Regions from separate parts of the Homo sapiens genome. Here all the other regions are linked to region 3. Evidence: chromatin loops called from intact Hi-C (ENCODE). Cell type or tissue: A673. All regions are shown on one strand. Links, peaks and the distances in the headings refer to the core of each region. The heading gives the core; the rest is flanking DNA.

Region 1 (10,518 bases), core at 858-8,857, 210 kb before region 3:
ACACTCCAAGGAAAAACAGAAGTTTGGGCATGTAGTGAGATGCATTGTAAATTAGCTCTTTCAGGAAAAAGAAAAAAGGGAAAAACAAAATAAAGTATTATTAACATCACTAAAATTCACAGATGACAGTACTAATTGCAGTGGATCTCTCATTCATAAATATTTATTAAGCCCTTACTATTTGTATAATGTGGAAACATACAATGCCCAAAGGCCTCAAAGACCTCAGAATCCAATTAAAGAAAAAAACACATATATTCAAAAAAGCCATTGTCATGATTATCTACATAGAAAACTTCAAGAAATCTACAAAATAAAAAACTCCAGAACTAATAAGTGAATTTAGCAAGGTCACAAGATATAAGATTCATGCACAAAGCAATTGCATTTCTATACTTATTACAGCCATGGAGAAATCAAAATTTAAAAACACAATATCATTTAAAGTCTCTTCAAAGAAGATGAAATACTCAGGTATAAACCTAACAAGACAAACACAGGATATGTTTGAAGAAAATTACAAAATGCTGATGAAAGAAGTCAAAGAACGCCTACATAAATGGAACACATACTGTTCGTCGATTGGAAGATTCAACACAGTACTGATGTCAATTTTTCCTAAATTGATCTGCAATTAATGCCATTTCTATCTAAATTCTAGTAAGATCTTTTGTAGATACAGACAAGCTTATTCTGAAATATACACGGGAAGACATAGGCCCTAGAAGAGCTAAAAGAATCTTGAGAAAGAATAAAGCAGGAGGTATCACTTCACCTGATGTGAAGACTTAATATATGGCTACAGTAATCAAGAGAGTTCATATTGGCAAAAGGATACACACACAAATCAATGGAATAGAGAACCCAGAATAAGACCCACGCATATACGAATTACTCTTCTAGGAATCAGTCTCATCCTGTATTTTGGAACTTTCACTTTTTAGAAGTCTTTCCTTATTGTTCATTTTAAATTCCTGATTTTATAAGATAATGCTTTTACTTCATATTCCAATCTCAATAGAAATCTTAAAAGCTGATTCTTCTACTGTGATATCCCTACTTTGCTTTGAATGTTTTCACTATAATGGGGCCTTATCTAGTTCAACCTCCTCTTCTGAAAGAAAAGAAACCAGAACGTTGACAGGCAATGGGACTTTCCTGAGACCACACAGCTGGACAGAGAAACTGACAGCAGGTCAGAAATGACTGACTGACTGACTGACTGGTGGGTGAAATGGAAGGATTCTAACTTAGAGAGAAACCACTCATATCACATTTGAGTCACTGGTGTACAGAGGGGAATTCTTTTTTTACTTATTATTTTAATTGACACATAATAATTATGTGTCAATTAAATCCCATACACATTTATGGGATGCAGTGTGATATTCTGATACACGTATATAGTGTGTAATGATCAAATCAGGGTCATTAGCATATCCAGCAGCTCAAATATTTGTCATTTCTTCACATTGGAAACATTCAAAATCCTCTCTTCTAGCTATTTGAACATATACAATAAATTATTGCTAACTATAGTCATCCTACTGTGCTGTCACACTAAAACAGTCCTCTTATCTGTGATTTTGTAACTATTAACCAAACCCTCTCTCTGTACTCTCCCTTTACTCCCCTTCCTGGCCTCTAGTAACCACTATTCTACTCCTTACTTCTAAGAGATCAACATTTTTAGCTTCCACATATGAATGAAAACATGTGGTATTTATTTTTCTGTGCCTAACTCATTTAACAACATAATGTCCTCCAGGCTCATCTGTGTTGTTGCAAATGGCAGAATTTTATTCTTTTTAATAGCTGAATAGTATTCCTTCATGTATCTATACCACATTTTCTTTTTCCATTCATCTATTGATAGATACAGGTTGATTCTCTATCTTAACTATTGTGAATAGTGCCATAGTAAACATGGGAGGGCAGATGCTCTTCAACATAACTGATTTTATTTTCTTTGGATATATACCTAGCAGTGGGGTTGCTAAATCATATGGTAGTTCTACTTCTAGTTTTTTTTGAGGAACCTCCATACTGTTTTCCATAATGGCTGTACTAATTTATGTTCCCACTCACAGTATATAAAACTTCCTCTTTCAGAGAGGAGACTTTTGAGCCATGTTGAGGTGGTCTTAAGATTTTAGAAAAGTTGACAAAAGACACCAGAGAGGCTCTCCAAATGAAAAGCCATTCAATGTTGCTGAAAGGAAGAAAAGGACAATATTGGGTTGGGATGGTTACATAGATTTCTGGAGGAATGGTTTTTTTTTTAAACTACATGTAGTGAAAAAGACTTCATCAATATTAAATGCCAAATGAATTGCATAAGACCTATAAAGTAAAAAAAGTCAGAAGGACTGAACCCCAGAACCAACTATGGCTGGCAAAAAAAAAAAAAAAAAAAAAAGCAATAACAATACTTTTTCTTTTTTTCTTTTTTTATTTATTTTTCATTTTACTTTAAGTTCTGGGATACGAGTGCAGAACATGCAGGTTTGTTACACAGGTATACATGTGCCATGGTGGTTTGCTGGGCCTATCAGCCCATCTAGGTTTTAAGCCCCACATGCGTTAGGTATATGTCCTAATGTTCTCCCTCTCCTTGACTCCCACCCACCAACAGGCCCCGGTGTGTGATGTTCCCCTCCCTGTGTCCATGTGTTCTCATTATTCAACTTCCACTTATGAGGGAAAACATGCAGTGTTTTTCTGTTCCTGTGTTAGTTTGCTGAGAATGATGGCTTCCAGCTGCATCCATGTCCCTACAGAGGACATTAACTTATTCTTTTTTATGGCTGCATAGTGTTCCATGGTGTGTATGTGCCACATTTTCTTTATCCAGTCTATCATTGATGGGCATTTGGGTTGGTTCCAAGTCTTTGCTGTTGTAAATAGTGCTGCAGTAAACATACATGTGCATGTGTCTTTATACTAGAAAGATTTATAATCCTTTGGGTATATACCGAGTAATGGGATTGCCGGGTCAAATGGTATTTCTGGTTCTAGATCCTTGAGGAATTGCCACACTGTCTTCCACAATGGTTGAACTAATTTACACTCCCACCAACAGTGTAAAAGCGTTCTTATTTATCCACATCCTCTCCAGCATCTGTTGTTTCCTGACTTTTTAATAATCGCCATTCTAACTGGCACGAGATGGTATCTCATTGTAGTTTTGATTTGCATTTCTCTTTTTAAAAAAAAAAGCAATAACAATACTTTTTAAAATAAGACATACCTAATAAAAGAAATGGTTTTTTTGAATTATGGGAAAAAAGAATGATAGTTTTATCCATTTCTAAATGCAGATGGTTTTATATTAATTTGACTAGAGGAAGCAAAATCAGCTAGGGCTTCATTTCTGTAGTCTCTGTTGGAGAAATCCATCTTTAGTCTTAAAAGGATAGACAAATATTTTACCAGAAAATAGGACCCAATATGCGCCCATTCTTTCACCCATTCATCCAAAAAAAAAAGATAGGCTCATACAACACACTAGGTACTTGGCAGAGTTAGGAAAGTGACATGAATATGGCATAGAAGATAAAAAATGTGCCAAGGATCTAAAGTTGAACAAAATCAAGTGGCATCTGTTTCCTCAAGAAGGTCAGTTATTTAGCATAAGAGACACATTAATTCAATTGTCAGTCAAACAAATGTAAAATTATATTTGTCATGTGTTGCGAAGAAGTATGTGGTGCTATGACAGCATAGATTAGGGAGATTTGATTTAGGGGAGCAAAGGAATGTGAGAAAGTGGTTGGGAAAGACCCCCTTGGAGAGGGATGGTTGAGCTGAGACCTGGAATGAGAAGGAGTTAAATTAGGATACAAGCATGGCAGAGAAGAACCTGCCTGGCAGACAGAATTATGAGTGCAGGAGCCTCGTGACAGTGTGAGCAAGGTGTGCCCAAGTACTGAAGGAAGGCCATCATGGCTGGGCACACAGATGAAGGCAGTGAGATATAACTGCAAAGGTAGGCAAGATCGTTTAGGCAGGGCTTTCTAAGCCATGATCAAGATTTAACTCTTTTCCAGGAACAAAGAGAATTTATCGAAGGAATAGCAGAGTCAGATTTGTATCTCAAAAGACCAATATGCCTACCTGGCATAGGCTTGGGATACCCAGTGAGGAAGTTTTCATTAGTCCAGGTGAGACAGCTGTACCTTAAACTGGTGCAGGAGAGTGGACCTAACAAGAAGGGGAAAATGTGAAGGTATTTTTAGGAAGCATAATCCATTGAACTTTTTGATGAATTGGATATGAGAGAAGAAGGTGTGTGACTATTTTCTATGGTTCCGGTTTGCAGAAGTGACCAGATGGTGGTGCCCTTTACCAAGCTAAGATACAGCAAAGATGACCACAGTTAGGGTTGAAAACCATGAGTTCAAGAAAATCATGAATTATGTTTGAGACAACCAAGTGGAGTTGTCAAATTGGCAGTTGGATATGTAATTCTGGCATCCAGAAGCAAGGTTTCAATCAAGGAAGAGATTCTAAGAAAGATTTTGCTGATGATAAGATGTTAATATACACATATGTATATATTCTATACTGGAGACAATTGCATATGTTGTTTTTTCTGTATCCTCAAGTGCAAAAAGAAATTACAAGTATAATCATGTATCTATTGTTTTTTGTATTATAGAAATCAGGCATTAAAGGCCAGGCGCGGTGGCTCACGCCTGTAATCCCAACACTTTGGGAGGCCAAGGTGGGCAGATCACGAGGTCAAGAGATCGAGATCATTTTGGCCAACATGGTGAAACCCCGTCTCTACTAAAAATACAAAAATTAGCCAGGTGTGGTGGCGCGACTGTAGTCCCAGCTTCTCAGGAGGTTGAGGCACGAGAATCACTTGAACTGGGGAGGCAGAGTTTGCAGTGAGCAGAAATTGAGCCACTGCACTCCAGCCTGGCAACAGAGCAAGACTCTGCCTAAAAAAAGAAAAAGAAAAAAAGAAAGAAGTCAGGCATTAAAAAAATAAGTACTAAAAGAACGAGAATGGAGAAATATTTTGAAGGGAAAAAGGCTGATCCCACAAACATATGCTGGTGAGGTCAACATTAATCACCAAAAGACTCTAGAACAGATGTGGAATAGTATGATTTGTGAGCTCTTCAAAAAGGAAAACATAATTACTGGGCCAAAATTCAGTTAAACTCATTCTATCCCTTTTTTAAAGAATTATTATTAAAATGTGGTAGACTTAGGATCTAGACTTCAGCCAGGCATTTGATAAACACTCTCAAAATGCTGTTATGAAAAATATAATAAGCTAGATGATAACATTGTTAGGTGGGTTGACAGCTGGCTCCAAAAAACATGTTTATAGTCCAAGAGGAAGAAAGTAATGGTGATCTGTAGCATTTGTCTATAGTCCTGTCCTTTTTAGCAACACCTGGAGACATTTTTTGTTGTCATGGCTGAGAGTGGGGTTTGAGGGGTGGTAGGAAGGGCAGTACTACTGACATCTACTGGGTAAAAGCCAGAGATCCTGATAAACAGTCCACAGTGCAGAGGACAGGCCACTACTTTGTCCCTCACTGACCAAGAAAGAATTATTCAATTCAAATGTCATTAAGGCCACTGCTGAGGAAACATATTCTAAGTGTTTAAGTGAAGAGATTAGAATAAAGGGTCAAATATAGCATAAATTAATAAAGATAATTATAATATCCTATATTTACTTCCCTCCAGTTACCAACTGTGTAGTAATGGGCAAGAAGCTAGAGGACCTCACTTCTGGTCACTTCCTTCCACTACAGTAAGTGCTGGAAACAATCTTCTTGCTCCAGCTATTCATTCTAAGAATGCAAACTCGTTCTCAGAGACTCACTTACCTTCTTTAAGCTTCTGTTTCTTTCTTTGTGTAAAAAGGAGATTGAACACGATGATATTTATGGAAGGCTGAAAATGGCTCCCCAAAAGATACTCACATTCTAATTTCCGGAATCTTATTTGGAAAAAGAGTCATTGCAGATGTGATTGTGATGAATATTGGTGTAGATATCACCCTAGATCATCTGTATGAGTCTTAAATGTCATCTCACATATCCTATTAAGAGAGAGGCAGAGAGCAATTACACACAGGGAGAAGAGAAGGCAATGTAAACATACAGGCAGAGATTGGAGTGACTTGCTCTCACAAGTCAAAGAATGCTAACAGCCACCAGAAGCAAGAAACAGATTCTCCCCTGGAACCTCTGGAAGGATCACAGTTATGTCGATGCCCTGCTTTCAGCCCAGTAATATTAAATTCAGACTTCTGGCCTTCAGAACTGTGAGGAAAAACATTTATGTTATTTTAACCCTCCAAGTCTGTGGTAATTTGTTGTAGCAGCCATAGAAGACTAACACAGATTTTGGTGCCAGAAGTGGGATGTTGCTATAACAAATACCTAAAAATAAGGAAATGGCTTTGGAATTAGATACTGCATAGTAACTGGAAGCATTCTGAGGCATGTAGTAAGCTGAAGAAAATGGGCTTCCAAAGATATATTCACTTTCAAATTTTTAGGACATGCAAATATTACCTTATATGAAAATCACTGTGATTAAATTAAATATCTGGAAAGGAGGTGTTATTTAGGATTACCTGGGTGGATTGTAAATGCAATCACATGTATCCTTATAAGAGACAGACAGAGTTTTAGGTCAGACAAACACACAAGAAAGCAATGTAAGGACAGAATAGAGAGACAGATAGCACCAGCCAAGTTTACAGCCCCTAGAAGCTGGAAGAGGCAAACAATAAATTCTACACTGGAGCTTCTGGAGGGAGTGTGGCCCTGCCTACCACCTTGATTTTTGATTTCGGACACATGGAACTGTGAAAGAATAAATTTCTGTTGTTTTAAGTTACCAAATTTATAGTAGTTTTTAGTACAGCCACAGGAAACTAACACTGATTTTGGTACAAGGAGTGAGATGCTGCTACAACAAACACCTAGAAGTGTGGAAGTGGCTTTGGGACTGAATAACGGGTGAAGACTGGAAAATTCTTGAGTTGCATGATAGCCAAAGCCTAGATTGCCTTGAACAGACTATTGGTAGAAATACAGATAGAGATATTCCTGGTGAGGGCTCAGAAGGAAATAAGCACAGTATAGAAAGCATTTATCATCTTAGAAAATACATGTGTTATCATAAACAAAGTGTTTGTGAAAATATGAATTTAAAGGTGATTCTGATGAGGGCTCAGAAAGAATGAGAAATATATCCTTGGAAATGGGAAGGGGGTGATCCTTGTTCTATAGGGGCACACATTTGGCTGTATTGTGTCCTACAGTTATGTAGAAAGCAGAACACGTAGGTGATGAACTTCTCTATTTAGCAGATTAGATTTCCAAAGTGTTAAAGGTGTGGCTTGATATTTTTTTCTTGCTGCCTATAGCAAAATTCAAGAGAAAAGAGATAAATCAAGGACCTGTTATTCAAAACAGAGTCAGGATTCAGTGATTTGGGAAATTCTCAGTCTATCCAGATTGCAAAGGATGCAAAAATTAGTAGATTGGCTGTTAGGAAAGCATGCTCTGGCGATAAGGCCAAGGGTGAGAGTGGACAACACGTAATAAAGAGATTCAGCAAGTGATTCATACATCTACTCAACCATCTCAGCAGAAGTCAAGAATAGAGATAGAATTATCCAGGAAAGATCTGCAGGAAACCCTCTGGTCTAATAGTGGGAATCCACATGGCATATATGGGAGAAGGTTTTGGAAATGTTACACCAGCAGAAGCACTGTTAGCATGAACTGAAGGAGACAGAGACAAGATAAACTGAAAGAAGGTTATCAGACTCCCAGAATTTTACAGGCAGGAAATAAGCAGATAAAACCACTGCAAACATGTGCTCTCAGTTAATAAAAAGGAATGATTTCCCCCAAGGACAGAGCTAGACCTGGAGCTTCAGAGCCAGAGGCCAGAGCCACAGGCACAAAGGCAGAGGATGGAGCCGTGGTCCTACAGGGCAGAGCCTCAAGTCGCAGAGGATTGTTCTCATGCCTTATTTTGAATTATCTTGGGATGGTGGTCCCTTTATTCCTTCTATTTTCTCCATTTTGGAATGGAAATATCTGTAACTGTTATCCTATACCTGTCTCATCTTCATATTTTGGAAGCAGATAACTTATTTTCTAATTTCACAGGTAGGTCCACAAACGGAGAGGAAATTTTTCCTGGAATCTTGAGAAACTTACCCTAAATTATCCAGGTGGCCTCTAAATGCAATTATGTGTATCCTTATAAGAGAGAGGCAGAGGAAGATTGGGGACAGACCCACACACACAGAGGTGAAAGCCATGTGAAGATGCAGCAGAAAGAGATGCAGCCACAAGCCAGGAAACGCCAACAGCCACCAGAAGCTAGAAGAGGCCAGGAACAGGTTCTCCTCTAGAGCCTAGAGAGGGAGTACATCCCTGAGATTGTTGGCCTCCAGAACTGTAATGGAATAAGTTTCTATTCTTTTAAGTCACTGAGTTTGTGTTAGTTTGTTACAGCAGCTACAGGAAACTAATATGGTATTCTACAATTCTAAAAATAAATTCAGGAGCTGTGATGTAATGACAGCAGGCACATAAATAACCTAGGTCTTCAAGTGATGGCAAATTCAGAGTAATATGGCTGTAACACGTACAATGTCACCTTAGAACTTCCTTAATAGAAGATGAGAGTACAGAATAAGGAAGCCAGTGTCCTGTTTTTCTCTACAGTGTTCAGACAATATTATGCCCAGCTCTCTGTACTACAGCTTTAAAAGGCATTGACATATTGAAATATGTTTAAAGAAAGGAAGGTATCACAAGGAGAGTGAAATCATGCATATGACAAAGAATTGAAGAAAAGAAGTAGAGGTGTCTAGTGCTTATTCTGAAAAATGTCCTTGAAGCACAGAATATGGCAGCTGCCCTCAAACTACTCAGAAACCTGTCTTGTGGAAGAGGGAAAAGATGATCTCATTCTCTTTGGCTCTAAGATCAGGACCTAAATTTAAGGAGAAGTTATAGGGAGGCCAATTTAGACTCCAAAGCCTCAAATTTTGATTGATCTGCTTCAGTGGTGCTAGATTGTCCGGAATCTGAGGGATCCACAAGCTGAAATGATTGCCTACTGGGGGATATTGTCTGAAAGATTCATGCATAAGTTGGACGAGGATGCCCCAGGGATCCATTCAAATATGATTCTGTAATTCTACTGTTATTGGTAGGAGAGGAGTAGGTCAAGTTTCTATCCCACAACATTTGAAGATGTGTTCCTTTATTGCTTAGCCTCCTCTTTTCCAGAACCACAACCCCTCCCCAAAAAAATACACAGCTTCTTTTACCCTTACTGCTAGTGTTATTATCCAACATTAAAGCACTCTTGACTTTCTGTGAACCGTGAAAATTCTTCATGACTTCCCCTGTTGCAGTCTAGTATAAAAAACAAGCCCTGAATCTAGGCTTGACTAATTATAAGCAGAACTACATAATGGCAGCCTACATTCTATTCCTACTGAAGTATCCACTGACACAAACCCACACTCCCTTTTCTAAAATCATGAACTGCTCAACCTATCCGTCTTTCCTAAGTATTTTTGAACTTCATTTTGTAAGGCTTGCTGATCCTCTCCATATGAATAAGATAAAGTTGGCAGGAATTGAACTTAGTCCTATTTGTTTCTAACCTCTAATTAAATGCTAATCCTACCCTCCAGAAAGTGGTGTCCTCAGCCAACTTACAGTGTACTTTCTCTTCCCTTTCTCATGTTCTCTAACCAACTAGATAAACAAGACAGGACCCGGGGGAGAACTCCAAACCCTCCTCTTTGGCTGTGCTTATCAAAGAGGAAAGCAACGTGGAATTCAAAGAATCAATTATTTGAGAGCTGCAATATCAAACTACTATTTTTTTCTAACATTGTAACTGCTTCTGAAATTGCAGAGTGGTCCTTATCTCCTCTCAAAGGCATGCTTTCAAAGGCATGCGTTTAAAAGCATGACCAGCCAGGCATGGTGGCTCACACCTGTAATCCCAACACTTCGGAAGGTGGATGTGGGCAGACCCCTTGAGCCCAGGAGTTCAAGACCAGCCAGGGAAACATGGCAAAACTCTGTCTCTATAATAAATACAAAAAAAAGCAGGAAGTGCTTCATCAATTACCATCTTCTGGGCATGATACATTATGCCCAAGGCTCTAAACCATGATAGGATAAATCAAATCAAATCAAATCTTGTCAGTGGTTTGTAAGTATTCCACAGGAGGCCCCAATTCTAAGATGGGTTCCCCTTTTTAGAAAGAGAGCCTTGGAAGGTATCATTAATATGTATCATCATTACCTTTTGGGTGTTTTGGTGAAATGATGGTACATTATCATTATTAATATGTATCAAATTAGCATGTTGGTTAAAACTGGCTTTTGTGACATTTTTTCCAGGACAATTGAAGTCAAAATTGGTGTTTTGGTACCCAAAGGGTAGGGGCTAAAAGGCACACTACCAGAAAATTATACCCATAATTCCATA
Region 2 (10,518 bases), core at 758-8,757, 70 kb before region 3:
GGGCAGCCAGAGAGAAAGGTGGGGTGATCCACAACGGGAAGTCCATCAGACCAGCAGTGAATCTCTCTGCAGAAACCCTACAAGCCAGAAGAGTGGGGGCCAATATTCAACATTCTTAAAGAAAAGAATTTTCAACCCAGATTTTCATATCCAGGCAAACTAAGCTTCATAAGCGAAGGAGAAATAAAATCCTTTACAGGCGAGTAAATCCTGAGAGACTTTTGTCACCACCAAGCCTGCCTTACAAGAGGTCCTGAAGGAAGCACTAAATATGGGAAAGAAAAACCAGTACCAGCCACTGAAAAACATACCAAATTGTAAAGACCATCGACACTAAGAAGAAACTAACGGGCAAAATAACCAGCTAGCATCATAATGACAGGATAAAATTCACACATAACAATATTAACCTTAAATGTAAACGGGCTAAACGCCCCAATTAAAAGACACAGACTGCCAATTGGATAAAGAGTCAAGACCCATCGGTGTGCTGTATTCAGGAGACTCATCTCATGTGCAAAGACACACATAGGCTCAAAATAAAGGGATGGAGGAATATTTACCAAGCAAATGGAAAGAAAAAAAGAAAAAAAAAAACCAGGGGTTGCAATCCTAGTCTCTGATAAAATAGACTTTAAGCCAACAAAGAACAAAAAAGACAAAGAAGGCCATTACATAATTGTAAAGGGATCAATTCAACAAGAACAGCTATCCTAAATATATATGAACCCAATACAGGAGCACCAAGATTCATAAAGCAAGTTTTTAGGGACCCACAAAAAGACTTAGACTCCCACACAAAATTAGTGGGAGACTTTAACACCCCGCTATCAATATAAGACAGATCAACGAGACAGAACATTAACAAGGATATTCAGGACTTGAACTCAGCTCAACCAAGCAGACCTAATAGACATCAACAGAATCCACCACCCCAAATCAACAGAATATACATTCTTCTCAGCACCACATCACACTTATTCTAAAATTGACCACTTAATTGGAAGTAAAACACTCCTCAGCAAATGCAAAATAATGGAAATCATAATCAACAGTCTCTCACACCATAGTACAATCAAATTAGAACTCAGAATTAAGGAACTCATGAAAAACCACACAAGTACATGGAAACTGAACAACCTGCTCCTGAATGACTACTGGTACATAACGAAATGAAGGCAGAAATAAATAAGCAATTTGAAACCAATGAGAACAAACACACAATGTACCAGAATCTCTGAGACACAGCTAAAGCAGTGTTTAGAGGGAAATTTGTAGCACTAAATGCCCACAGGAGAAAGCAGAAAAGATCTAAAATCTATATCCTAACATCACAATTAAAAGAACTAGAGAAGCAAGAGCAAACAGATTCAAAAGCTAGCAGAAGACAAGAAATAACTAAGATCCAAGCAGAACTGAAGTAGATAGAGACACGAAAAACCCTTCAAAAAATCAATGCATCCAGGAGCTGGTTTTTTGAAAAGATTAACAAAATAGACCACTAGCCAGACTAATAAGAGAGAAGAATCAAATAGATGCAATAAAAATAGATAAAGGGGAGATCACCACTGATCCCACAGAAATACAAATTACCATCAGAGAATACTATGAACACCTCTATGCAAATAAACTAGAAAATCTAGAAGAAATGGATAAATTCATGGACACATACACCCTCCCAAGACTAAACCAGGAAGCCAAATCCCTGAATAGACCGATGATAAATTCTGAAATTGAGGCAGTAATAGCCTGCCAGCCAAAAAAAAAGCCCAGAACCAGGCAGATTCACAGCTGAATTCTACCAGACATATAAAAAGGAGCTGGTACCATTCCTTCTGAAGCTATTCCAAACAATAGAAAAAGAAGGACTCCTCCCTAATTCATTTTATGAGGCCAGCATCATCCTGATACCAAAACCTGGCAGAGACACAACAGAAGAACATTTCAGGCCAATATACCTGATGAATATTGACACCAAAATCCTCAATAAAATACTGGCAAACCGAATCCAGAAGCACATCAAAAAGCTTATCAGCCACGATCAAGTCGGCTTCATCCCTGGGATGGAAGCCTGGTTCAACATACACAAATCAATAAACGTAATCCATCACATAAACAGAACCAATGACAAAAACCACATGATTATCTCAATAGATGCAGAAAAGGCCTTTGATAAAATTCAACACTCTTTCATGCTAAAAATTCTCAATAAATAAGGTATTGATGGAATATATCTCAAAATAGTAAGAGCTATTTATGACAAACCCACAGCCAATATCATACTGAATGGGCAAAAGCTGGAAGCATTCCCTTTGAAAACTGGCACAGATCAAGGATGCCATCTCTAATCACTCCTATTTAACATAGTATTAGAAGTTCTGGCCAGGGCAATCAGGCAAGAGAAAGAAAGGGTATTCAAATAGAAATAGGAAGAGAGGAAGTCAAATTGTCTGTCTTTGTGGATGACATGATTGTATATCTAGAAAACTCCAAGATCTCAGCCCAAAATCTCCTTAAGCTGATAAGTAACTTCAGCAAAGTCTCAGGATACAAAATCAGTGTGCAAAAATCACAAGCATTCCTATACACCAGTAATAGACAAACAGAGAGCCAAATCATGAGTGAACTCCCATTCACAATTGCTACAAAGAGAATAAAATACCTAGGAATACAACTTACAAGAGATGTGAAGGCCCTCTTCAAGGGGAAGGACAAACCACTGCCCAAGCAAATAAGAGAGGACACAAACAAATGGAAAAACATTCCATTCTTGTGGATAGGAAGAATTGATATTGTGAAAATGGCCATACTGCCCAAAGTAAGGTATAGATTCAATGCTATCCCCATCAAGCTACCATTGACTTTCTTCACAAAATTGGAAAAAACTACTTTAAAGTTCATATGGGACCAAAAAAGAGCCCATATAGCCAAGACAATTCTAAGCAAAAGGAACAAAGCTGGAGGCATCATGCTACCTGACTTCAAACTATACTACAAGGCTACAGTAACCAAAACAGCATGATGCTGGTACCAAAACAGATATATAGACCAACTGAGCAGCACAGAGTTCTCAGAAATAACATCGCACATCTACAACCATCTGATCTTTGACAAACCTGACAAAAACAAGCAATGGGGAAAGGATTCCCTATGTAATAAATGGCGTTGGGAAAACTGGCTAGCCACATGCAGAAAACTGGAACTGGACCCCTTTCTTACATCTTATAGAAAAATTAACTTAAGATGGATTAAAGACTTAAATGTAAGACCTAAAACCATAAAAACCCTAGAAGAAAACCTAGGCAATACCATTCAGGACATAGGCATGGGAAAAGACTTCATATGAATAAAACACCAAAAGCAATGGCAACAAAAGCCGAAATTGACAAATGGGATCTAATTAAACTGAAGAGCTTCTGCACAGCAAAAGAAACTATCATCAGAGTGAACAGGCAACCTACAGAATGGGAGAAGATTTTTGCAATCTATTCATCTGACAGGGCTAATATTCAGAATCTACAAGGAACTTAAAAAAATTTACAAGAAAAAAAACAAACAAACCCATCAAAAAGTGGGCAAAGGATATGAGCAGACACTTCTCAAAAGAAGACACTTATGCAGCCAACAAACATAAGAAAAAACGCTCATCATCACTGGTCATTAGAAAAATGTAAATCAAAACTACAATGCGATACCATCTCATGCCACTTAGAATGGCAATCATTAATAAGTCAGGAGGCAACAGATGCTGGAGAGGATGTGGAGAAATAGCAACACTTTTACACTGTTGGTGGGAGTGTAAATTAGTTCAACATTGTGGAAGACAATGTGGCGATACCTCAAGGATCTAGAGCCAGAAATACCCTTTGACCCAGCAATCTCATTACTGGGTATATACCTGAAGGATAGTAAACCAATCTACTATAAAGACACATGCACACTTATGTGTACTGCAGCGCTATTCACAATAGCAAAGACTTGGAACCAACCCAAATGCCCATCAATGATAGACTGGATAAAGAAAATATGGAACATATACACCACGGAATACTATGCAGCCATAAAAAAGGATGTGTTCGTGTCTTTTGCAGGGACATGAATGAAGCTGGAAACCATCATTCTCAGCAAACTAACACAGGAACAGAAAACCAAACACTACACATTCTCACTCATAAGTGGGAGCTGAACAATGAAAACACATGGACACAGAGAGGTGAACATCATACACTGGGGCCTGTCAGGGTTTGGGGAGCTAGGGGAGGGACAGCATTAGGAGAAATGCCTAATGTAAATGATGGGTTGATGAGTGCAGCAAACCACCATGGCACCTCTGTAACAAACCTGCACGTTCTGCACATGTATGCCAGAACTTAAAGTATAATTTTTTAAAAATGCTTTTCTAAGTGGGTAAGTACTTTTATTCCAGATGAAAATCCCAAACCAATACTCTTTTTTATATCAAACTTTATCACTTTATCTCATACCTAATCCCATCCCATCTTGCTCTTCAATGCTCTTTATTAAGGAAATACCATTTGCTGTTATTTAAAAAGACTTGGTCTAAATGGCTATTCTTCACAGGAATACTAGGAGAAAGAATGGTGTTTTGTTATGTTTTTAAGGTTGATCAGCCACATAGTACCTTAGAGGGTTTAATTCATACAGGTATAGGAACAATTTGTAGGAGATAACACAAAACTTGGAAAAAAAACACTATAATTGTCTTACACATATTTTTTAAGGCATGGAGATTACCTGATCGACTGGAACCTCAACCTGAGTATCTTCATCTTCTTGGACTTCTGCTGCCCCCCGTGTTTCAGACCTCTCTGCTCCAGCTTTGAAAATGCCTTCATCTATTGAGACAAACACACAGTGAAAATCAAAATCCAATTGTGACATCGTGTGGCTGAATGCTGGAATTACAATCAAATGCTTATTTTTAATAGACATTTGGATTCCCTTTTTAGTTGATAGTATTTTTGTGCACCCCCTCCTCCGACCACCACACCACCCCCAGTTGTTCCACATTTTCATTGAGAAAACATTCAGTGGTCAAAACAAGGCTGACCCAGCAGGGTAAAGTTCTGTCGAAGCTCCTGTTCACCCTTTGGCTACTGATTTACTAACATAGCCCTTTGTACAGGCATTGAGATGAGAAGAAATTCACAAGTATCATCCCAGTTCTCCCCTCCTATTCACAAAACAGTGAAAATGCTTGCTGCTTTAAAATACTACTTTTAGAAATTTACCTTTCCCAAGAGAATGCTATGCATTCAATATAACGTATTGGAATAATTCTCTCTATTCAGAGTATTATAAAAAATGTTTTTACTGCAGCCAAATCATAGAGTTGACTTTCCATATCTCACCAAAAAATCAGTATCATTTATTCTGCAGATCTCCACAAGATTTTCACAACCTATGACTTTAAATCCTTAACTATCAAATGTAAACTCAATCTCTGACTTTAGGTTAAGCTCCTTCAACTTGCTTTCCTCTGGAAAGCAATAATAGCTGTTTTTCATATTTGAAGTAGTTTTAATGTCTCCCCTCAGCCTTCTCTTCTTCAGGCCAAGTAATCAAAGAATTGCAGAACCATTTGTCATTCTGTCCATCTACTTGCCTCAAGACAGGTTTAGTGCTTTGGCCATTCTCACAGATGTTTTCTCTGTCCAATTTTTAAGGCTCTCCAGGGATGGCGATTTTACCTCCTTCTCTGGTAATCTATTACAATATTTGATTACCCCTACAGTCTAGAAAATATATTTTTATCTTTTGCCTTAAAACCCCCTTTATTTCTCTAATGGAAGCTTATTTCCCAGAGCATAATTATTTAACCTATTTTATCTAATAATCTTTCGTATTGCTAAAGCTATGAAGTCACTCTTAATTAAATGTAAAATATATTTTTACACTTGTTGAGGACCAATTATATGCAAGGCAGGATGTGAACCCAGGAGACAGCCTAAGATATGAATGAAATGTGGACTGTTCTCTCAAGTTGCTTCCAGTCCAATGAGGAGACAGAGATAAACATACTTCCAATAAGGTGAATGATGAGGAAGGGCAATAGCAGAGTATTATGGAAGCTGAAAATATACAGCCCAGTGAGGAAGGAATGAAGGAAAGAAGGAAGGAAGGAAACAGGAAGGGAGGAAAAGAGTGAAGAAAAATAGGTATGTTTGACATTCATTTCTACCTTCTGAAATTACCTTGAAAAACAACCATCATAGTCAGATGCTAAACTCAGTAGACTACAGTTATGACCTATGCACATGACTTTTTGGATGACATTTTGTGTCCAAATGTTGCACTTGCTTACTAAGAGACTACAAAGGCAGGCCTATAGATACAAAAGGAATACAGTCTTAATACTCACATTCAATGAAATGTTTAACTGTATCCAAGCGGAGCTACGAATGGTTTGCAGATGTGTTTTAGAATAAGCATTTTACCAGAAAAGAAGAATACAATCGATAACAACAAATAAAATAAAATTGAAAGGGCACTGGAATGGAAAATGACAACCATAAGGATATAAACAGCAAAGAGACAAATCAGCAAAGCTCAACGCTGTGCACAGTGACACAAAGAGAATATAAATACTTTTTTTAAATGGTTGCCTCAGGTGTGGAGGGAGGATGTGTTTATCAGTGAACCAAAATGTTTAAGCCATTGCCATTAACAGCACAGAGCAAGAAATGAAGATCAGAAAGGAATTCATAAGAATAAACAGTGATCAAAAAAAGGCAGAACAGCTAGAAAGGCCTTTGTGATAGGCCTACTAGAATTTTCATTTTTACCATAAACATTATATAAAATTAAAGGCAGAATATTAATTTTTCGAGAAAACTATTTTAAATAGTATTTTTGATTATAAATTGTTTATATGCATTTTAGAAAACTTGGAAGGTGAAAAAATAAATATGTTTAATCTCATGACCCAGAGACAGCCATCACTAATATTTTGACAATTCTTTCCTTCCCTCCCTCACTCCATCTATCTTTCTCTCTCTCTCTCTCTCTCTCTCTCTCTCTCAGACACACACACACACACAGACACATGCACTCGTAAAACTGGGATCTTATTGTACATATAATTTTTAAAATCATTTCTTTAAAACCATATCATGAGCATTTCTCATGTCACTAAATGTTACTTGAAAACATAATAAATAGCTGCATGTTGCAGTACCATGCTTTAATTAATGGACAATAATGAATAGTGCAAAATAGGAATTTTTAATGAATAGATACTATTCATCTGATTGATGGGTAAATATGCACTAAGATCTACTGCATAATAGTCACTCTGGAAAATATGAAAGCGCTGCTGGTGAGGGTTTTGTATCCCATGGAGACCATCACAGAGACATGCGATGTTTACTCTTCCACATTCATACCCTGTAGCTCCTTTCCTATCTTAGGAGTTTGTTTTCCAAGAATAAGCATGGTGCACTGCAAAGAGTAAGTCCTCAGTTAATATTTATTAGATGTAAGACAAAAGACAAGCCCCGGTTTAATCTCTTTCTCACACGTTGATTCCCCTCCTGCTGTATACACCCCCTACACCCACGTGTCCTCACCCACCCTGCTCAGTATTAAATTCTCTCTTCCAAAATTATCTCATGGGCATCCTGATTTTGATACAATTAATTCAAAAGAATCCTTGGCCTCTTCTTTGAATGCTTCTTCTACTTCATTTTAAAGGAAATCTAACCAACCCTGTATGTCACCATCTGAGTAACTTCAACACCATGTGATGAGCCACTCTACACCCTTAAATACCCTGACTCTTCAACTCCATTGACATCCCCTCAATTTCACCTTGATTTCGATCATTTTCATCAAATGGAGCGATTTCAGTCACAGCCCATGTGCAGTTAGGACCAAAGAACCTGCAGGTCACGGACCCGCTATGCTTTTTCATGTCTCACCCTATGCCTTCCATGTCTAGTTTGCCACTTCTACCCTGTCCCTGGGTGGTGGCCCAACAGCAGACTTACTCATGGCTCAAATCTTACTCAGCTGTCAATGTTTCATGAAAATCTCCTCTGATCTTATCCTGTAACCCCACAACAAAACAGAACCAACAGCTCCCTCCTCTGTGCTACTTTTTTTTTTTTTTTTTTTTTTTTTGAGATGGAGTCTCACTCTGTTGCCCAGGCTGGAGTGCAGTGGCGCAATCTCCGCTCACCGCAAGCTCCGCCTCCCAGGTTCACACCATTCTCCTGCCTCAGCCTCCCAAGTAGCTGGGATTACAGGCATGTGCCACCACACCTGGCTAATTTTGTATTTTTAGTAGAGACAAGCGTTTCTCCATGGTGGTTAGGCTGGTCTCGAACTCCAACCTCAGGTGATCCACCCTCCTCAGCCTCCCAAAGTGCTGGGATTACAGGCATGAGCCACTGTGCTCAGCCCCTCTGCACTACTTTTTCCTCCCACATACTGCGTTTATTCATGATCACACTTACTTTAATCAATTTCTTTTACCAATTCTGCCCCCTTCCCTGCTAGACCACAAGCTCCTTTAGGCATAGACCACAATTTTTGTCCTGTGCCTAGCACAATGTCAGCCTCCTAACAGGTTTTGACATGTTCTTTAAACTGAACTAACAATACAAAGCATTATATAAACACCAAATTTTTGGCATTGTCTGCAAGTATTATTTGTAATACAATCTGTATTCATATACACTTCATCCAGGGCCAAGATCCGTGGGCCAATGTGAGTGTTCAAAAGTAAATTAGGCCTTAAATTAGAAAATTAAAATCATTTGATGCCAAAGAATTGCCAACAAGGCCAAAATACAATGGAAAAGAATCCGAATGATATAATAAGAATATGTTTCCCCTCTGTCGATGCCATCGTAAAAAGCAACTGAAGACACATTTCATGGACAAAGTCAAAGATAAAACATTGAAAATTTAAAACACCTGCTTGCAAGTATAGATTCCATGAGAAATTTCCAAAAGTATTACCCTTTTTATCAAGGGCAACATTATTTGAGCACTTCAAAACCTTACCATATTCCCTTTATTACTACTAATTTAAACTTGCACAGTAAATTTGTGGATTTAGACCATGACAGCGTTATTATGTGCCATGGTTGTCTAGTTATTGCTACAGCAACATCAGCTATTCTACCACGACTCATGAAGGGTGAGTGACAACTAGGGCTGAGGTGTTTTGTCCCCAATGAGACACAGAAGCAGTTTTAGTGTCACTTGGGATTTTCATAAAAACAGGAACTTAGTGTTACTACATACTAATGTCAACAGGTAAGTGATCCTTTTTGCCACACACTGCCCACCTGTGAACTTTTTAGTGTGCCAATAATAGTTCTGCACACATTCAGGAGTTCTGAGTCCCCTTTTACTGAGCATTAGTATAATTTTCAACTGCTCATGAAACGTCTTGAGTTTTAGCAATTTTGCTTCCTCTAAAACTAATTGGGCACAGCAAGTATAATAACAGAATGCCTGTGTATCATATAAAAGTAACTCTTCTCTAGGTAGTAAAAGTGAGCTCTTGGGAAAAGTAATAATGGGATGGCGCATCATCTCAGAATGCAGAGCACCTGGTGCTTAGCTGTCTAGAGTCACGGTCTCATCCTCACCCCCACACTTTCCCCAGCTCTTTCTAATCTATCTTCTATAACAGCACCCCAGAGAGATTATTCTTGTCAAAATTATCAATGACCATCATTACAATATTTATTATCTCATTTACTTGATCTTTTAGCAGCTTTTAATGCAGCAGTATCAGGGTGTGTGTGTGTGTGTGTGTGTGTGTGTGTGTGTGTCTGTCTGTCTGTCTGTCTGCCTGCCTGCCTGTCTGTCTTCACCCTCCTGGTTTTACCAGAAGTTTCTCCTAAGTCTCCTTGGCCAATCCATCCTCCTCTGTTCAACTTCTAAATATTGGCCCACCTCAGAGCTGCATTGTGGATCAGGTTCTCTATCTACACACTTTCTAGATTAATCTCATTTGAGTACCATCAATGTGCCAGTGATTCTCTAATACGTATATTCAGCCTTGACCTCTTTATAGATCCCAAAACATATATATCTATCTAACTGTCTAACTTGACACTTCACCTTGGATGTCCAATAGGCACCTCAACCTTAACATGGTCAAAACACAACTCTGGTTCCCCACCCTAAACTGCTCATCCCCCAGATTCCCCAACCCAGGAAATGGCACCACTTCTCAATCCCAAAATCTGGGAATTATCTTTATTTCCTCCTGGCCTCAGTTTCTATATCCATTCCATTGTCAATCTTCTCAATTCAATCTCCTTTTAAAATGTATCTCAAATATATTCATTTATTTCTATCTCCACTCCCAACTTGGTCTCATCACCATTATCTGTTGGATGGGCTGTTAAAACAGCTTACAAACTAGTGTCCCTCTTCTTCCACTCTTGCTAGCTCATAATCATCCTCCATACAATAGCCAAGTGCTCTTAATAGATCATTTAAAAAGTGTTTAATTCCACAGCTTAGAAACTCTCC
Region 3 (10,518 bases), core at 1,616-9,615:
CAGTATTTAGTAATTGTCCCAGACATTGGACTAAATACATTTAAGTAGAAATGGCCTATGTTCTTTAGTAGTGTGCTGGTACTTTCTATAAGGACAAAATTAATACAGAGGTCTAAGAAATGACTCAATACCCAGAAGGAAAAAATGTCAATGCTTGCAACATAATTTGGCATTTAGGGATAGTGAATAAAGTCTGGTCATTGAAAGGGAAAAGGTAAATTGCATCTACTTAACCAAGGAAAATTTATTGATAAAGATATAATTATGACTATTGGAAGAAAATGTGTAAGTACTGAGCAATTAGAACAAAGAAGAGAAAATGAAATACTCTGGTGATTAGCAAGGGGTGGAGTACATGGTAGGGACTCAATAAATGTTCACTGAAAAATGAAAGTAGTGACCTAGGAAAGGGGATGGGGTTCCTAAGTCTAGAAAGTCATGAAACATGGGGAAGGAAATTCAGACACAGAGAAAGGCTTGGGTTGCAGAGCTTAAGTCCTAGAATGTTTAAGTAACTGTTTTAAAAAAGGGGATTTGATCATTTGATACAGAAACTAGAGGTCAGCCCCCAAAATATCTACCTTCTTCAAGGTCCCTAAACCCTAGAAAAGAGGGTCTAAATGCTGAAGGCAGTCCCCAGCTAAGATGTGTCAAAATAGAGAAGACCCATTATTACATCAGACTGCTAAAGAGAAAAACGGCTTGTTAGTAATGACTAACTCCGACCACCTAGAAAATAGAAGGGATGAAAATCAATCATCCCCATTTAAAAAGTTAATATGAAATAGTGGAGAGTAGAAGAAGAAACAAACAGGAACTCCCCAAAATCTCCCAGCTAAGCTTCAGGGTCTGCTGTGATACATCAACATTTTTATCACTGAAGGAAGACAGGTCAAAACACACACACGAGAGCTTCCCTCACTTGTCCCTCCACCTCCCCTTTCAAACAGTCACACAGGCACATCCACCTCTTAACCAGCAGCTATGTGTCAGTCTGGCAATTTCCAGAAATCACTAACCATTGATAGATCTTTGACTCTGGGCAAACTGGTTTCTCCTCTTTTCCCCCTCATTCACTAAGCTAGGAAAATGCTGTTTATCCATTCTAAGTATTTGTAAATGAAGCTTACAAAATATCAGATTAGAATGCACCATCAAGATGTTCTAAAGCATGGGTATCAGGAGTGTGCCATTACTCAATGCTTACAGTTTGCAGCCTTTAATTTCAATTGTCACCATAATATAGGTATAATTGACCTACATGCACACACACACATATATATCAACAAATACTGACCCTGTGCTGACTACTCTGTGCGGAATGCTCTGAACATTTATCTGTGTCCTTTACATGTGACCTATGGTCCAGGATCTGCTGATATTCTAAAGGACCGGGCCCTTTCCAGGTTTTATATCACCCCAGGCCTGACAAGGAAAACAGGGAGTTGAAGAGGGAGAAAGGGTAATAAACCCTATGGCTACATCTTCCTCCTCCCTCCACCCTGTCACCCTCTATGATAGGCATCTCACCAACATTCATGACATCAGACACCTCCCTAACCAAGCCCCCATGTGGCCCTTCCTCAGATTCCAGGATGAAATGCTCAGAGTGACCCAATTTCAGCTTCTTTCAGAAAAGCAGATAAATCATGCTTCAGTCTTTGGTATGCCAGAAACTCACCACTGGGGCGGATGCATATTTTATCTGTAGTAAGCTACAGAAAGGTTCAGACCTGGCAGGGCACAGTGGCTTACACCTGTAATCCCAGCACATTGGGAGGCCAAGGCAGGCAGATCACTTGAGCTTAGGAGTTTGAGACCAGCCTGGGCAACATGGTGAAACCCCGTCTCTATAAAAATACAAAAATTAGCCTTGTGTGGTGGCACCTGCCTGTAGTCCCAGCTACGTGGGAGGATCACTTGAGCCCAGGAGGTCAAGGCTGCAGTGAGCCAAGATGGTGCCACTGTACTCCAGCCTGGGTGACAGAGTGAGACACTCCCTCAAAAAAAAAAAAAAAAAAGAGAGAGAGAGAGAGAAAGAAAGAAAAAAAAGAAAAAAAGAGAAAGGTTCAACCTGACCTTGCAGGCAGCAGAATTAAGAAAAGGCTGTGAAACTTGTCAGAGCCCCTGGTAAGGCAAGAAGCAAAGAGGCCCTGCTTAGAAGTAATGGGTAGCATCTATGAAAAGGGAGGCAGGCAAGCCAAACTCTGGAGCTGGGGAAGAAATAAAGATGTGACAATCCCAAACTAATCCTCCTGCAGAGGATCACGCTAATAGAAGAACCTCCGCCCACACCTCAGTGTCCCCACCCGAGTAACTCCAGGTCTGGCTCCTCCAGCTCTGCATTCCTCTCAGACCCAAACCCAGATGGATCCCTGACCTGGAGGCTCTGGCCTACACCAGTAATTCAACAGAGGGCAGTTCTGCATCCTACGACAGCAGGGTAACATGAGTTCTTGGCATTCTAAAGTGGAGCTCCTCATTTGTTTTCCCACTGGAAACACCATTGTACACAGTGGGCAACCTACACAGCATCGGCAGCACAATGCAATAATTAAGATGAATTATGGCTTACATAGAATTTTATGGGGCGCTTGTATGGAAAATGTGATCTGAGTATCAAAATACCTATTTAAAATGAATTTCCGGAATGAAATCTTCCAAAGTTTTGAAAATACCTCTGTAATTCAACACCTCACAAATTTTTCCTTTTGAAAACAAAAAGCGTCTTCAAACTCAACCCTGGGCTACATGAAAAAATAACCCCCAAAAGAATTTACTGCAGAAGTCTCAACCCTATATCAGCTATGAAAGAATGCTTCCCTCATGGCTTCTCTCTATATAGTGAACAAAGTGTTTAAGAGGGCAGGATATAAAAAGAATCCTTTTCGAAAAAGGGCTAGTATTTTACTCCACTCAAATTGAGCCATACGTCTTACTAGTATTCAGCCCACTTTTAATTTTTCAGTCTCTCAGTACTAAAGTAGATAGCAAAGTACACATTTTGAAACTAACTTTTATTAATAGAGTTTAAATTCACAATAAACCTCAAGAAAATTACTAAGACCTCTCGCTGTACTAGAAATTTGTGGCACAATATATCATTCCAATAAGTGGATCATGAAGGTGTGAAAAAATGCTGATCTTAAGAATTTTTATCATACTAGTACTTGATGTATAAAATCTGACCCATATATCCCACAGTACACATTGCCATTGAGATGGGAAGTTGTGATCCACCAAGGGATAGAAAACCTGTATTTCCCTGTCATTGATTCCAGAATTTACAAGGAACTCAAAGAATTCAACAACAAAAAATAATGACAGCCCCATTAAAAAGTGGGCAAAGGACATCAATAGACATTTTTCAAAAGAAGACATAAAAATGGCCAACAAGCATTTGAAAAAATGCTCAATGTCACTAATCATCACAGAAATGCAAATTAAAACCACAGTGAGATATCAGCTTACACCAGTCAGAATGGCTGTTCTGAAAAAGTCAAAAAACAACAGATGTTAGCAAGGATGCAGAGAAAGGGCAATACCAATACACTGTGGGTGGGAATGTACATTAGTACAGTCTCCATGGAAAACAGCATGCAGATTCCTCAAAGACTGAAAATAGAATTTTCATTCTATCCAACAATTTCATTACTGGATATCAAAAGAAAACAAATCATTATACCAAAAAGACACCTGCACTTGTATTTTTATCACAGCACTATTCACAACAGCAAAGATATGGAATCAACCTAAGTGTCCATCAATGGATAACTGGAAAAAGAAAATGTGTGTATAAAGACATACACACACACACACACACACACACTTTGTGGGTATGTGTATATAGATGTAGATATACACATACATATAAACACACACAGTAAAATACTATTCAGTCATAAAAATGAAATCATGTCTTTTGCAGCAATGTGGATGGGACTGGAGGCCATTATCCTAACAAATAACTCAGAAATGTAAAGTCAAATGGCACAAGTTCTTACATATTAGTGAGAGCTAAATAATGCGTACACATGAGAGAGGGTAGAATGACAGACACTGGAGACTCGGAAAGGCGGAAGGGTGGGAGCAGGAAGAGGTATGAGAAATTACATCATGGGGACAATTTACATTATTCAAGTTATGGTTACACTAAAAGCCTGGACTTCACCATGACACAATACATCCATGTAACAAAATTGCACTTGTATCCCTTAAATTTACACAAATTAAGAAAAAAAGAAAACCTGTATTTCTGGTATAGGGTGAATGTGGTGGCAAGAGACACCAATGAATCATAAATCTTACCTTAGCTTATTAAACAACACTAGTGTGCCACTTGGTGATGTCACCTTGGTGCCTTCTTACATATTTGCTTCCCAGATTTGATATCCCTTAGGAGGTAACACGTGAGAGAGCACATTTTCCTCATGTGCTTCCGGTTTTGTCTTCAGAGTCTCTTGTTACTGGGAACCATGCAAGTGCCTGGGTTGATTCATGGCTGAACCAAAGAAGCTCAAGTTTCAATGCCTCATAACTCTGAGGATGAATTGCAGTAACGCTTCATGCTTGGGGCGATGCAGGCAAACCATGTGCAGGTTGTAGCTATTAAGAAATTCAAGAGCATGACTGCTCAAGGGCAGTCACCCAACAAGGTCATAATATTCAGACATCCTTCTGCCGGCACCACACCTGCTCCCAATCAGTCATCAGGAGTCTAAAAATCACAAGTTTCATGGAAACTATCACAGAACCACACTGGGAATAAACCAGGATTTGCATCAAGAAGAATACTGGCCCATGTGTGGGCACACAGGCGTGCCCACTCACCCAAAGTGAAAGAGAGCCACATCCATCAAAAGAATACAACTCTTATTTTTGCCTTTTTAATGCTTTGCCTTGAAAACGTACTTACAATTATCAATACAATGTAAGTCAAAGAGACCAGGCCATTTTCTCTGCAGCCCTTTCAATATTCCTACAGAGACCTAAATTCACTATACTTCTTGCGTTCACAAGGGTTCTAAAAGCACTACATTTTTTCATGTACCAAATATTAACAATACCAATTGATATGATCAATCATCCAAAATGCTATTTCAAAACAATCATCGTTACTGTTTTGGTCATAGTGGAGAATATAGCTAGTTGCCAGCCTCTAAAGCATATCTCAAGGCACTGCAACTCAAGTGGAAAGTGTAACAAAAACATGTGCTGGCCAGTTAAGCTGGTATTTAAATGCAACACTAAAAATGCATTTCACACCCAACTTCATCAATCACCAACCAATCCTACTTTGCATCTTGGCTACCAAAAGAAAATGAGATTTGTTTCCCTGAAGAAATATGTCACTGCTCTGCTTGAATTATTAAGCTTTACTATTACAGGGAGAAACAGAGTCAAAAAAAAAAAAAAAAAAAAAAAAGAAGAAAAGAAAAGAAAAAAGGAACAAAATTAGACCCAGGTTGCCATCTACAGACTGATAGAAGCATTGCACATTCATACAGCATTTGGTAACTGAATCAGTAAATATCAGATATTTTTAAAAAATAACGAAAAAATATGTGACTACAATTTTAATTATTAAAAAATCAAGATAACCTATGAAGTCTCTTTTTTTCTAATTCAAATGAAAATACTATATAGGTAAAGAACACTAGATCAAACATTTGCACAAGTTAACATATGCTAGAAAATAATCATAGCTATTCACCCTAACCCTAAAATTTATCACTTTGAAATAAAACTAAATAGCTTATTTAATATCAAATTTAAAATACATTGTAAGTAGAAAAAGCCATGTAAATTTTATCTCTAAAACCAAATTTTTGCATTTTTTTACATTATTATGAGTTCTTACACCCTTCACTTTCATTTTGCTTCAAATTCTTATTGCTTTTACCTTTATGAGGAATAAGAGCCCTCTTGAAACATGAGTATTCAAAAGCACGTACTTGGTTCTAATTACTAAAATATATGACATTAAAGTAAAAAGCAACTTCAATAATAAATGAATATGAAGGCTGAATTAAAGAGAGAAATGGAGAGGGACTTTTGATATTATAATCTGGAAAATTTCTGTAGTCAAAGACATCTGCAGGGAGATCCCATTAAGAACCAAATTGCTCAATTTTCAGTAGTATGGACTTAAGCTAATATGCTTAAAGTTATCAAGTGATGGTTTAATCTAGTGAACTGCACAAAATCCTTTTTCATTTTTCCTGGAAAAAAATTGTCTTTGGAAGCCAAGATTCATTTTCCAGGTTATATGTTCTTTCTATCCAAATGAAAAGATACAAAATGCTTCTAGATCAGTGGTACAAGCCAGTTAGTGAAGGAAAAAAAAATTCATTCCCTAAAACCTTCCTTTAAAAGACACCAGCAGCGTTTCCTGTAACAATGAGATCCAGCAATTTAAAACCTATAATCTGCACATTATAAAACCACATTGGAAAATATAGACTTAAAATGGGCTACTGTCTAAAACAACTGCAAAATTCTCTAAAGAAAAAAATAAAAGAACAGGAAGGCTTATACCTTTTCTTTTCAAAATACTATTTGCTTCAATAATAAACACTTTTTTTTATCTTCATGCCCACCAACACAAATGTTGTTAAAAACTACTGTGAATTTCTACAAAAGCAAAAATGCCAATAATTCAATTTTTTTTTTTTTTTTTTTTTTAGGCAGGGTCTAATTCTGTCACCCAGGCTGGAGTGCAGTGACACGATCATGGCTCACTGCAGCCTCAGCCGCCTGGGCTCAAGTGTTCCTCCCACCTTAGCCTCTCAAGTAGCTAGGACTACAGGTGCATGCCACTGTGCCCCACTAATTTTTTTTATTTGTTTTGTAGAAACGGGTTTTGGCTATGTTGCCCAGGCTGGTCTCAAACTCAAGCAATCCGACTACCCACCTTGGCCTCTCAAAGTGCTGGGATCACAAGCGTGAGCCACTGTACCAGCCAATAATTCAACTTTTTAATGAAGGTTACTTTCCTATGAACAAGGGATATGTTAATACAGCCTCTTGTGTTCTCAAGTTTTTACAAATGAGATAACCTGAAAAGATGATCATTCTCTTTCTTCCAGGTGACAACTACTTAATTTAAAGACTTTTTAAAAATATACTGGAAGTAAGGATTGGGATTTTCATAGGCTAACAAGAACCTCACAGAAAAGAAGCAAATAACATCTTATAAAAGGCTTTTAACAAAAAAAAAAAAATGAAAAGTTTAAGGTGGATCCTGTTTCATGATGGGTATTAAAGTATTACAGAATTAACTATTTTTAAACTTCCATCATTCATTCACTCAACATAATTATTAAGTGCCTCAGACCTGTGCCAGTTGTTGGAAATAAGAAAAAACTAGTAGGACATAGCCCAAGGCTTTGGGGGCCTCACAATCTAGTATCTATTAATTTTTTAAAGCCTCTCTTATTTTTAGTGTTCAAGGTAGGGTATGTTCTTAGGGCTAATTTCTTTTCTTTGATTCTTGTCACACAATAGGCACTCGGTAAATATTTGTTGACTGTATTTCACCCTAGCCTCCTTGTTTGCTACTCACGGGAAAGGACTGTACAAATTTCAAGATAATCAAAACTTTAAAAAGAAATCTTCATAAGAACCCACATTTTTCAGATAGATAATAGAGCTAAAGAAAAAAAAAAAGTTAAATGAGCTGCCCAAGGTCAATGGCAGAGCTGGGACGAGAATCTAGGACTCCTGACTTCCAGCTAGTCTCGATCATTTAGGTCTTTGATGATTTAGACCCCTCCACTTCTCTGTGCAACTGGTTCACCCATTTCGCCTGTTCTTTTAACCTAGCCTCACGTGTCTTTGTTCTGACTCTTTAATCATTTGTGCAGCTTCCTCTAAACTCTCACAGGAGTTCAAACTGTCTCCTCAGCTGTGAAGCTCATATTAGCTCTAATTCTAATGTAACTCTTCATATCGACTTTGAAATAAGCTGGAGCTCCCAGGTGGAAGGTAAGGCTTTGCCCATTAATCTGAAACCTGATCCCATCAGTCCTCTTCCTGGAACCCCTCACAGTCCCACGGGTGGGGTGTGGTGGGGTGGGGTGTGTGAGGGGATCTCAGGGCAAGAGGAGCAGGAGTCATTCCACTGGTCTGCTTCCCAGCCAGCCATTCCCACCCCAGCGTCACTCCACTCTGAGAACACACTGGGAATAAAACCAAAAGTCGCCCCTCTTACAAAACCCTAACATCAAAGTTAACAATTTTCATTACATACTTCCTTAGTCTACCACACTTTTATCTCATACCAGTGAAATCTTGGACTAATGCAATTTTTTATTTTTATTTTATACCATCTCTCACCTGCTAGTGCAAGATGAAACTACATCTAATTTTGCTGAATAGGTTATTGTTTACTGATAAAATGTTATGTCTATTTAGTGTTCTCTTGGTTATCAGTATAATTAACAAAATGACTTTTCAGTAAAGATGATCTTTGACTAATAAATCATAATGAATGTGGGCAAGGGTTACAGACACACAAATAAGAGACCAATATCATAGTAGTTGTAGGTAAAAATATTAATCAAGCAATATCAGTGGGAGCAGAGGATGAAAAAAACATACTTTTAAAATAAGACTACCACAAAATATATTTGATCTCAAAATAAGTGTCCTCATGGCACAACATCTAATTACAAATAAAAACCAAGCATAAAAACAGCAGCATCTCTCATATACAAATACAATTTTCTTTGAAAACTCTCATATATGAAAATAAGGAATATCTTCTGTGGGCCCAGAGAAACAATGGATCTATTTAAGAATTAAAATTGTATCACAGCCTTAAGATAATAATAACACACTTACCACTATTTGGAATGGTTTCTTGTGAATTCTTTAATTTTACATTTTGTTTCAATTTCGTCAGTTTTTCTGAATTCACGTCTTCTTTTTTCCCTTTCCTCTTCAGGGGCTGAGGAGATGAGTTGTCACTGGATCCAACTGTTGACTTAGAGTGGCGATCATTTCCCTAAATGGCAAAGTATTAGACCCTTATTATTAGCTAATGAACTCTCAAAAACATTCCCAGTAAATACATGTCATTAACTACTGGTAAGCAGGGCAGGGGCAGGGAGGTGTATTGTCCTGGTTCTGCAACTGTCTATCTTTATACATTAACTCCAAATGTATCTTCCTGGAGGCAAAAGGGTCTAGGAGAGGAAGGAGGATAAAAATAATAGCTAACAATCATTGGGTTCTTAATATGTACCAGGTATTCTATAAAATTGTATTCACTCAATCCTCATGCTAGCCCTAGTTACTAGCTCACTAGCCTCATGCTAGTGAGATAGACACTACTATTACCACGTCACTGTAGAGATCAGCAAGTGGGGTTTAGAGGATAAATCTTGTGTAAGATCCTGTAGCCAGTCAGGGGCAGAGCAGCTGCCTCCAAAACCACTGTAAATCCACTGCCTTAACAATCCTCTCACTCCTGCACCTTTCTGCAGAACCAGCCAGTGTCTATTGGATGAGAAATGGTGACTTCCCCTACAGTGATCAATTAATCTACAAATACCTTCGTAACAAGTTGTCGCTATGGGTGTATAGATGTCATCCTACAAGCAGCCATACACTCTGCTTGTAGAAATTCTCCAATATTAACGAGTCTGTTGGTGACCACCATGGTCTCTAAGAATCGCAAATCCAGAGCCACACACAGACTCAAGAGGCTCACGACCACATGTCCCCACTTGTTCCTGAGGGAGCTGCGCAGCTGCTTGCCCCTACTCCCACAAGGCAGCCTGGGTGATCACACCTTCCATGGTTATCTCTGGTCCCCATGTGTCTCTCACAATGAAGACCCTGTGGCTGCCAAAAGTGGGCTCCTCCACACAAAAGGGAGGTTGAGTTTCGGTGGCTTTTATCACTGGCCCAGTACAGCTCCTGGGGAGCCACATAGCAGCCACTACATTGGGGGCTACTGCAAGGAACAGCTGTGCTGATACTGAGCCACTGCTACAGCAAGAAACTCCCTCTTGCCAGGCATGGTAGCTCCAGCCTGTAGTCCCAGCTACCTAGGAGGCAGAGGTGGGAGGATCATTTGAGGTCAGGAGTTTGAGGCCAGCCTAAGCATAGTCCCAGCTACCTAGGGGGCAAAGGTGGGAGGATCACTGGAGGTCAGGAGTTTGAGGCCAGACTAAGCAACATAGCAGGACCCTCCATCTCTAAAATTAACAATTAAAAAAATCAGCCTGGCGTGCTGGTACATGCCTGTAGCCCCAGCTACTCAAGAGGCTGACACAGGAGGATCACTTGAACCCATGAGTTTGAGATTGCAGTGTGCTGTGATCACACCACTGTACTCCAGCCTGGGCAACAAAGTGAGACCCCATCTCTAACAAAAAGAAAAAAGAGAAAAAGAACAAGAAACTCCCTTACTAAGGCAGCCTTGGCTCTCAGATGCTCAGGTGCTAAACTTACCTGAGAGTATGTGGTGAGAGGCTGCAGGTAGTGGAAAGAATGCAAGTTTTAGAAACC

What was found. A loop is a pair of places that touch in the nucleus more often than their neighbours do. Peaks named below come from ENCODE experiments on the same cell type or tissue, not always from the same donor. Only the 100,000 strongest peaks of a DNase experiment are listed, where the experiment ranks them.
Region 1: it touches region 3 in a loop (13-fold over the local background); 17 of 110 quality-filtered maps call a loop at or near these places.
Region 2: a loop joins it to region 3, with 2.7 times the contacts of the local background. A loop is called at or near these places in 6 of 110 quality-filtered maps.

What each region holds. Positions count from the first base shown.
Region 1 is chr6:24,059,968-24,070,485 of GRCh38, forward strand. No RefSeq gene overlaps it. Among named protein-coding and RNA genes, the nearest start is that of NRSN1, 61 kb to the right of the region's middle. RefSeq lists an enhancer at 1,050-1,259. In A673, for the core only: a CTCF peak has its summit at 4,330 (motif pointing right); a DNase peak (open chromatin) is centred at 4,364.
Region 2 is chr6:24,200,247-24,210,764 of GRCh38, forward strand. DCDC2 (doublecortin domain containing 2) reads right to left here. Exons shown (of 10, transcript NM_016356.5): 8 at 4,756-4,856. Among named protein-coding and RNA genes, the nearest start is that of NRSN1, 79 kb to the left of the region's middle. In A673, for the core only: CTCF peaks have their summits at 4,914 and 5,115; a DNase peak (open chromatin) is centred at 4,875.
Region 3 is chr6:24,269,205-24,279,722 of GRCh38, forward strand. It overlaps DCDC2 (doublecortin domain containing 2), which reads right to left. Exons shown (of 10, transcript NM_016356.5): 7 at 8,845-9,007. Among named protein-coding and RNA genes, the nearest start is that of KAAG1, 82 kb to the right of the region's middle. In A673, for the core only: a CTCF peak has its summit at 5,482; a DNase peak (open chromatin) is centred at 5,457; H3K27ac peaks cover 2,209 bases.